Linked DNA regions of Homo sapiens: region 2 is linked to region 1. Evidence: chromatin loops called from intact Hi-C (ENCODE). Cell type or tissue: heart right ventricle. All regions are shown on one strand. Each heading gives the region's core, and the rest is flanking DNA. Links, peaks and the distances in the headings are about the cores only.

The links. Hi-C counts contacts between places; a loop is a spot of excess contacts. Peaks named below come from ENCODE experiments on the same cell type or tissue, not always from the same donor. Only the 100,000 strongest peaks of a DNase experiment are listed, where the experiment ranks them.
Region 2: a loop joins it to region 1, with 3 times the contacts of the local background. A loop is called at or near these places in 2 of 110 quality-filtered maps.

Annotation. Positions count from the first base shown.
Region 1 is chr15:29,747,024-29,749,523 of GRCh38, reverse strand. The region is part of intron 8 of TJP1 (tight junction protein 1); the gene reads left to right. Among named protein-coding and RNA genes, the nearest start is that of LCIIAR, 73 kb to the right of the region's middle. In heart right ventricle, for the core only: a CTCF peak has its summit at 1,490 (motif pointing left); no DNase peak of the experiment used is centred there; H3K27ac peaks cover 412 bases.
Region 2 is chr15:29,868,836-29,874,057 of GRCh38, reverse strand. It overlaps a transcript of TJP1 not described here. Among named protein-coding and RNA genes, the nearest start is that of TJP1, 49 kb to the right of the region's middle. RefSeq lists enhancers at 651-1,150, 1,151-1,652. In heart right ventricle, for the core only: a CTCF peak has its summit at 2,556; DNase peaks (open chromatin) are centred at 2,438 and 3,077; H3K4me3 peaks cover 1,407 bases; H3K27ac peaks cover 2,500 bases.

The sequences.
Region 1 (2,500 bases), core at 1-2,500:
TTCTCTCCTACAGCGTCTCCCCAGGACCCTGTACTGACCATGCTGCATGCCCTCTGCCTCTACTAAATGGCTCCAAACAGCTGCAATTTCACAACCAAAGTTTTTTACTTGAAACAGCATGTTACTCCTTGCTAATCTAATTGAGTGTGTATTAATCGGCTACACTGGTCACACATTTGATTGGGTAAGACCTAAAGTAGGCTCTGCTTAACAGTGAGTCCGTTCATGTGACCTATAAAATCTCTCTCAGAGACTCCTTTCCAGTCCATCTTTGTCAGCTGTCTTGTCTAGAGCTTTCAACTAGCTCATAGCCTCCAGATAACAAGGTCATTACCTTTAGATTAATACGTGCAAGTTAATACAAAAAAAAAAAAACAACAGAAACTCGTCTTACCCTTCTGGGGAAAAGCAAAAGTGCCCATAAGAGGATCTTGAGGTACCTTAAAATGCCCAAAGTTTCCTTCTAGGCTACCAGGAGCTGGAATACGTAAACATGAACCTGACTCCGAACACATAATTTTTATAGAAAGCTTTCCTCATAATAGCAAACGCGCGCGCGCACACACGCGCACACACACACACACACACACACACACACACATTTTTAAGCTTAAATATGGAGAGCCATTAGGATAGAATTATGTGAGGAAGGGCTGGGCATGGTGGCTTGCACCTGTAATCCAGCACTTTTGGAAGCCGAAGTAGGAGGATAACTTGAACCCAGAAGTTCGAGACTCGCCTGGGCAACATAGCGAAACCCCATCTCTACAACAAGTAGAAAAAGTTAGCAGGGTATGGTGGCACGCATCTGTAGTCCAGCTACTCTTGCAGGCTGAGGTGGGAGGATTGCTTGAGCCTGGGAGGTTGAGGCTGCAGTGAAGTATGATTGTGCCACTGCACTCCAGCCAGGGCAACATTGAGACCCTGACTCAAAAAAAAAAAAAAAAAAAAAAAAAAAAGAATTAGGAAGGTTTGGGAAAAATGTGATTCATTATCACAACCTCACAATTTCTTTCAATAATTGCCACTGATTGTTGACTAATTTCATGTGTAAATTCAGATTTTATCTTGACTTCATAGTCACATTTGCTTGTGAAAGAACATTTTAATGTTTGGAAAAGTTGATTATTTTATTTTGTGCTGTAACTCTAGATCTGCATAGTCCAACACCATAGCCAGTAGCCACATGTCACTGTTCAACATTTGAAATGTGGCCAGTCCAAATCGAGGTGTATTGTTAGTGTGAAATGCACATTGGATTTTGAAAACACAGTATGCAAAAAATGTAAAATACCTCATTAATAACTTAGATGATGAAATACTACTTTAGATACATTGAGTAATAAAATTTATAAATTGATTTCGCCTTATTTTATTTAACATGGATTCTAGAAAATTTTTAATTACGTAAGCAGCTCATTTTATAATTCTCTTAAACAGTACTGTTCTAGATCTTTATGTATTATTGAAAAATGCCTCCATCTTTTGGTAGATAATGGAAATGCACTAACAAAAGCTAATATTTCAAATATTAATTGTATGAAAAATTGAATAGAATGGTGTGAGTCCCATTTATGTGAAATGTTGTTTTGGAAGGCTAATTGCATTTAATGTTATAATGATTGTATCACAGGACAAAAAGGTAATTAGCAATGGGGTATGCAAATTGGCCAAAGATAAAAATACTCCCAGAAGTTTTGTGTGATATATGGAGCAAGAGCCCTACATGTATAGCCAATGACGACCTATCGTTTATCATTGAGGAGAGCATTTGAGTTAAAATATTGTAAGTTAAAATACCAAGATGGTAATGTCTGTTAATCACATTTTAATTTTTAGAAGTTTTGATCAGTTACAAGAAAGAAGAAAATTAATTGGAATTCTTACCTTTTCTAAACAAATTCTGCTTTGTACAGAGCAATAGAAATCTGTAGAACTATTAAAATTTTGTGGGTAACTCATTCTCTTTAAAAATACTCATTTTAACTTATTTTTTCACTTTTCTCTTTTTAAAAATAATTTTGTATTTATAATATATTAATCATATTTTTTAATGCAAACAATGCAGGGATAATTTACTATTTTGCACTTCCCTTTTAATCTGAGGAGCACAGCACAATTTGGGGATAGAGCTTAATTTTGTTGATTTATACTTAGCTAATTGTGATATTTTATTACACAAGTAATGGCTAAAAATTTTGATCTTTTACAATTTATTGTATTTATTTATTTATTTATTGAGACAAAGTCTCGCTGTCTTGCCCAGGCTGGAGTGCAGTGGCGCAATATCGGCTCACTGCAACCTCTGCCTCCCAGGTTTAAGCGATTCTTGTGCCTCAACCTCCGAAGTATCTGGGATTACAGGTGCGTGCCACCACACCCAACTAATTTTTGTTTTTTTAGTAGAGAGGGGTTTTCACCATGTTGGTCAGGCTGATCTCGAACTCCTGACCTCAGGTGATCCACCGACCTCGGCCTCCCAAAGTGCTGGGATTACAGG
Region 2 (5,222 bases), core at 1,349-3,848, 120 kb before region 1:
CGTGGGTGGTACATTTCAGGCGAGAGGAGGAGGAGGTGGAAGAGAAGAAAACTGCTTTTCTTTCTGTCCCTTTGTTTTCTTTTAATTTAGAGTTTTGAGCCTGTTGGGTAAAAGCTATGCCTCATGCTGTACTTTGTGCAATATCTCACGTACTTCTTGTTCTCAGCAAAATGCAAAATAATGATCTGCCGTTCCATTTACAGAAGGATTTCTAGATTTGGAGAGAAATACCTGTTCGTGTTGAAATGGCAAGGAAAAGGGGTACATCATTAGCTTGACAGTTCTCCAGCTCTCAAGTCTCAAGTCTCCCCTAAGAAATCCCAAAGGCCATAAAGCCCCATGCCTAGTCTGAGCAAGTGGAGTCTGTCTTCTTATACCCTTGTTGAAAGAAAGGGAGAGGTCAGTGCTTGAAATCTACCAGATGAGAATATTAAAATAGGAAACTGTAAAAGAATATAAAGCATAGCAAAAATTGTCTTGATCATAAAAGAATAGCTCTCCATATTTTCTTAACATTTCTGTTTTGATTCAAAAAAGAAACTGACTCATCACAAGAAACAGTTTGCTCTTGCACACAGAGTTGTAGCAGCCAGGCTTGATCCCTGGGAGTAGGGACCGCAGGAGTGTGAGCTCCTGCAGCAGGGCCTTGTCGGTTTCCAGGACCTGTGTTAGGTTTTTGCTGTGAGGGATGTCGCCTTTGAATTTGGGAACAGCTAATATCCAGAATCAATTTTTTAAAATCTGAATGGCAGAGAGAATTTCCCACAAGTGTTTAGTGTATGTGACAAAATATAAAGTGAGTTGTCTATTTAATAAGAAATTCTTTTGCTAAACGGACCTCAAAAGAAATGCTTGAAGCTCCCAGCACTCACTCTGCCCTTCAGGGACAGAATTTGCCCTTCACCCACAGCAGGCCTTTGTGTGTGTGCTTGCTGAATGAATCCATGAGCCTATGCAGTTTTCTTCTACCAGTTTTCATCTGTGAAATCCCATTCATCCTGCAAGACCCATTTCAAACGCAGCTTTGAATCCAAAAATGACTTTCTGTGGAAATGAATGGTGCGTGCACATGTGTGTTTGTTCCAGCCTTCTGTCAGCTCTTGGAGGCAGGGACCTGGCCCTATTCCCATGCGTATCTCTGGAATGCTGAGCCCACAGTGCAGGTAATACCTTGCAGAGTGAAAGAGGGCATTTGAGATCCCCTGTGAGACTCACTCAGAGTGGACGTGCCGCACGACCTCTTGCTGGTGACTGGACCTTTCTGTGTGGTGGCTTCTCCAAAGAGGGGACACCAAGCCCTTGGTGCAGGGCCATGACGAGGACTAAAGGAGGTTTGTATGAAGGGGCCTAATGCAGGGTTTGAATGCAGTAGATGCTTCTAACGTACCAGCTCCTAGTTCTTGCTTTTTTCCATCGTTTCGCTTAAAGCTCTTACCTAGAACTTCACCACCATTGAGGATCACAGAACCATTTTTTCTTCCCAATGAAGAAATAGTTTCAAAACAATTCTGAAGATCTCAAGTCTCAAAGAGGTTATGTGCCTTAAGGCCCTCGGCTTGTCAGAGGGCAGACCTCCGTGGAACATGGTCTATTGCAAAGGACCAGCTTTCTTCAGTATCTGAAATATGTTTTTGTTATACTATCCTTGAATTGTGTTTTTGATTTTCTGTTCTAGTCTGTGCTTTCATCTTTGTTTTAAATTTGAATTTGAGTTCAAGGCTCTTCATCATCATGTCTGATTGAAATATAAGATGACAAATCTAGGGAAAATCAGGTTGCCACATAATCTAGCACAGTTATTTGCACATGTATGCTTACAATATAAGTACCTCTCTAACCCTACAGCATACTAGAGTTTGTAAGAGAAAAAACAAGCAGAGCTGACTGTGTTTTGGACTGGTAATGAAATGGTATCAAGGAGTCTTCCAGCTGACAGCCTCATAGGCCTTCCTGCAGTCACCATTGTGTCCCCCGCTGCCTACGAGGTTTCTTCTTCCACAGCCCACCCTGTGTAAATGCCTGGCCTTCCTTCTGACAGCTGTGTGCTGTGTGTTCAGACCTGTACTCCTTCAAAATACCTCAGAAAATATGGAAGTATTTCTAAGGCCTTCCATTCAAAGAAGAGGCATAGGCGCTCTGTAATTGTTTAGTAACTTTTTTTTGTTTATACTTCTCATGTCTTATGGCAATAAATCTATTTTAATGCTTTTGTACAGCTTGGCTAGCCAATGGTTCAGTTATCTGTTGCTTTGCAAGAAACTTTGTGGATTGTTGATCATTCTCCCTCTTGGTTCTGTGAGTGGGCAGTTCTCCCTCGGGTCTCTCTTGGGGCTGCAGTCCGATGACGTTAGGGCTGGACTCACGGGAATGCCCAGTGGGGCTGTATGCCCAAGACGGCTTTTTCACGTGCAGCTTGGCGCCTCAGCTGGGTGGCCGGGCCAGCTGGGGCCGTCTCCTACGTGACTAACGCACTTCCTCATAGGAAGGCCTCTCCAGGCGGTTGCGCCTCTCCCACGGCAAGCTTTCCCAGAGGCGCAGGTGGCAGCAGCAAGGCTTCTGATGAGCAAGTCTCAGAAAGCCAATGGCTTCGCTTCTCCTACGTTCACAGAGAGGGGGCTACACGGGCAAATCATAGCAGGTTTTGCCCACGAGGGCATGGTGGGAGTGAGGGGAGCTGGAAGGAGATGTCATTTTTGATTAGCTACCACAGCCGGAAAAACCAACTGTATATATTTTCCCATTTTATAACGTTTGCACGTTTATTAATATGTCTAATTTTATAGTTACTCTCAGAATTTTTGAGGTCTCTTTTATCTCACTTCCTGCTTTGCATACGTTTTTAGGACTGTGTGGGTAATATCCCAAAAGTTGGTTAAATGAGCCTTGAGTTGCTGACAGAGGCTTCTGTTACCGTCTCTAAGTGAGTGTTCAGTGCCGTCTTTAGAGGAGTATCTTTCCTTTCCTTTGTCCAGTGAGAACACAGCGGAGTATTCAGAGCTTGCCTCTGGGAAATGCCTCCTCCCTGCTCTCCAGCTAGCGTTGAGGAGGTGGCTGGAGGAGGGAAGCCCTCTGTGTCCTGGGGCTGGCCGCCAGTTCCCTCGTGACCTTGGGCCAGTGATCACACATGCTCGGCCTCGGTTTCCTCTCTTTGAATATATCAATCAACTTGTTAGCTTTATTAATGTCCTTTATCTTCTCTTCTCTTTGCATTGGCCCTCTGTTTAAAATTGGTCTTTCTAGTCCATAAGCAGGTGTAAGAGATAAGCTGCTGTTTCGCAGCAGGCTCCTGGGAGCACAGGTTGTGTTACTGAGGCAGAATCGTTAGTCTTCCTAACATCCCTGCAGGGACAGTTCTCCTGACAGGAATTGATAAGGGCACATTATGTAAAATCTGGAGGGCAAGCCTTTCCCTTTTAGGTCAACACTCACCCGCAAGCTAAAAAGGCTAATCAACAGAAGCATTTTCTGTGTTCATTCCAGAGAATTTCCCAGGGGCACAATAAATCTAGCCTGCCTGTTTACAGGAACATTGTTATTTAACAAGCTAGTTTCCAAGCTTAAGAGTTTTCGGTTTCATCAAATCTAACCCAGCTTGCTAAATGCCTGACATTCATTATTGTCTGCTCCGGTTCCTCTGTGTATTATAAGATAATTTTGCATACTTAATATAAAGATAGTTTTTACACACAGGACTAACCTTAAATTTATTAGAAAACTATTCTAAACTCTTGGATCCCTTTCTCTTTTTTTTCTTAACCATTTACCTATGATTCCATCCTGTCTTTAACCTGCCCACTAGTACTTCTAGCTAGCTAGTTTATCTGATTTACACATTCAGTAATTTATTTGTTCATCCATCTAATGTTATTTTGAGCCTCTGCTCTGGGCTATATAAATGTGATATTAGAAAGAGGAAAGGGACAGGCACAGTGGCTCACGCCTGTAATCCCAGCACTTTGGGAGGCTGGGCGGTGGGGGGCGGGGTGGTGGATTGCCTGAGGTCAGGAGTTCGAGACCAGTCTGGCCAACATGGTGAGTCTGGCCAACATGGTGAAACCCCATCTGTACTAAAAATACAAAAAAATTAGCCAGACGTGGTGGTGGGCACTTATAATCCCACCTACTCGGGAGGCTGAGGCAGGAGAATCACTTGAACCAGGGAGGTGGAGGTTGCAGTGAGCCGAGATCGCGCCACTGCACTCCAGCCTGGGCAACAGAGTGAGACTCTGTCTCAAAAAAAAAAAAAAAAAAAAAAAAAAAAAGAAAGAAAGAAAGAAAGACAGGGGAAAGGATATCGTTCTGCCTTCAAGATGCTGGAGTCTAGTGAGGAGGCACAGACCCTTGGCAGGTGGAACAGGGCAGCGGGTGATGCGGTGTCTGTAAGGTGCCTGTCTGATTTGGCTTCAAGGGACTGATAAGTCGCCTCAGCAGTCACATCGTGGGGTGTGGGGTTTAACCTTGACCACAGTAGGAAGGATGAACTTGGGATTGCATTACTTCTTCTGGAATCTGGACCTTAGTGCAGAACCTTGGGTAGTGGGAGTTTAGGATAAATTATTTGTGGCTCAGGGATTGCTGAGATACATGTTTTCTAAATTTTGATAAACACTGCCAAATCTCCCAGAGATGTCACGTCTAACACACACTCCCTTCAATAGTATCTCAGTAAATGTTTTCCCAGGCCCTCCCTAGAGTTTTGCCAGTGTGATGGATGAAATAAACAGTATCTCTCTAAATTAAGGAAGCCAGCCCTTTGTAGCTGTGTTGAAATATTTTTCCTGTTTGTTGTTTGTTTGACTGTTGTGTCCTGCATAGAAAGAGACCATGCCCCTTTGAGATTACTCACACATTCGCTGTTCACCCTCGCTTTCTCTTATGGCTTCATTTTTACATTTGGAAAACTTGATTCATCTGAAATTAATTTTGGTATAAGGAGTGAGATCGGAATCTGGCTTTATTTTTCTCAGATGGTTACCTAGTTGCATGAAACACATTTATTAAGCAATCTCTTTTCTTGAAATGCTGCCTTTATAATAATATAATATACCTTTATTGTATACCTTTATAGAAAATGAAATTCCCTTATATATTTTTAATTTGTTGTTGTGATCCATTGAGCTGTGTCGATTATTTCTTCTCCAGTTCCACACTTTTAATATGGAAGCTTCAGAATGTGAAGATTTATTATCTGTCTGCTAGGGCCAGTTTCTGCTCATTATTAC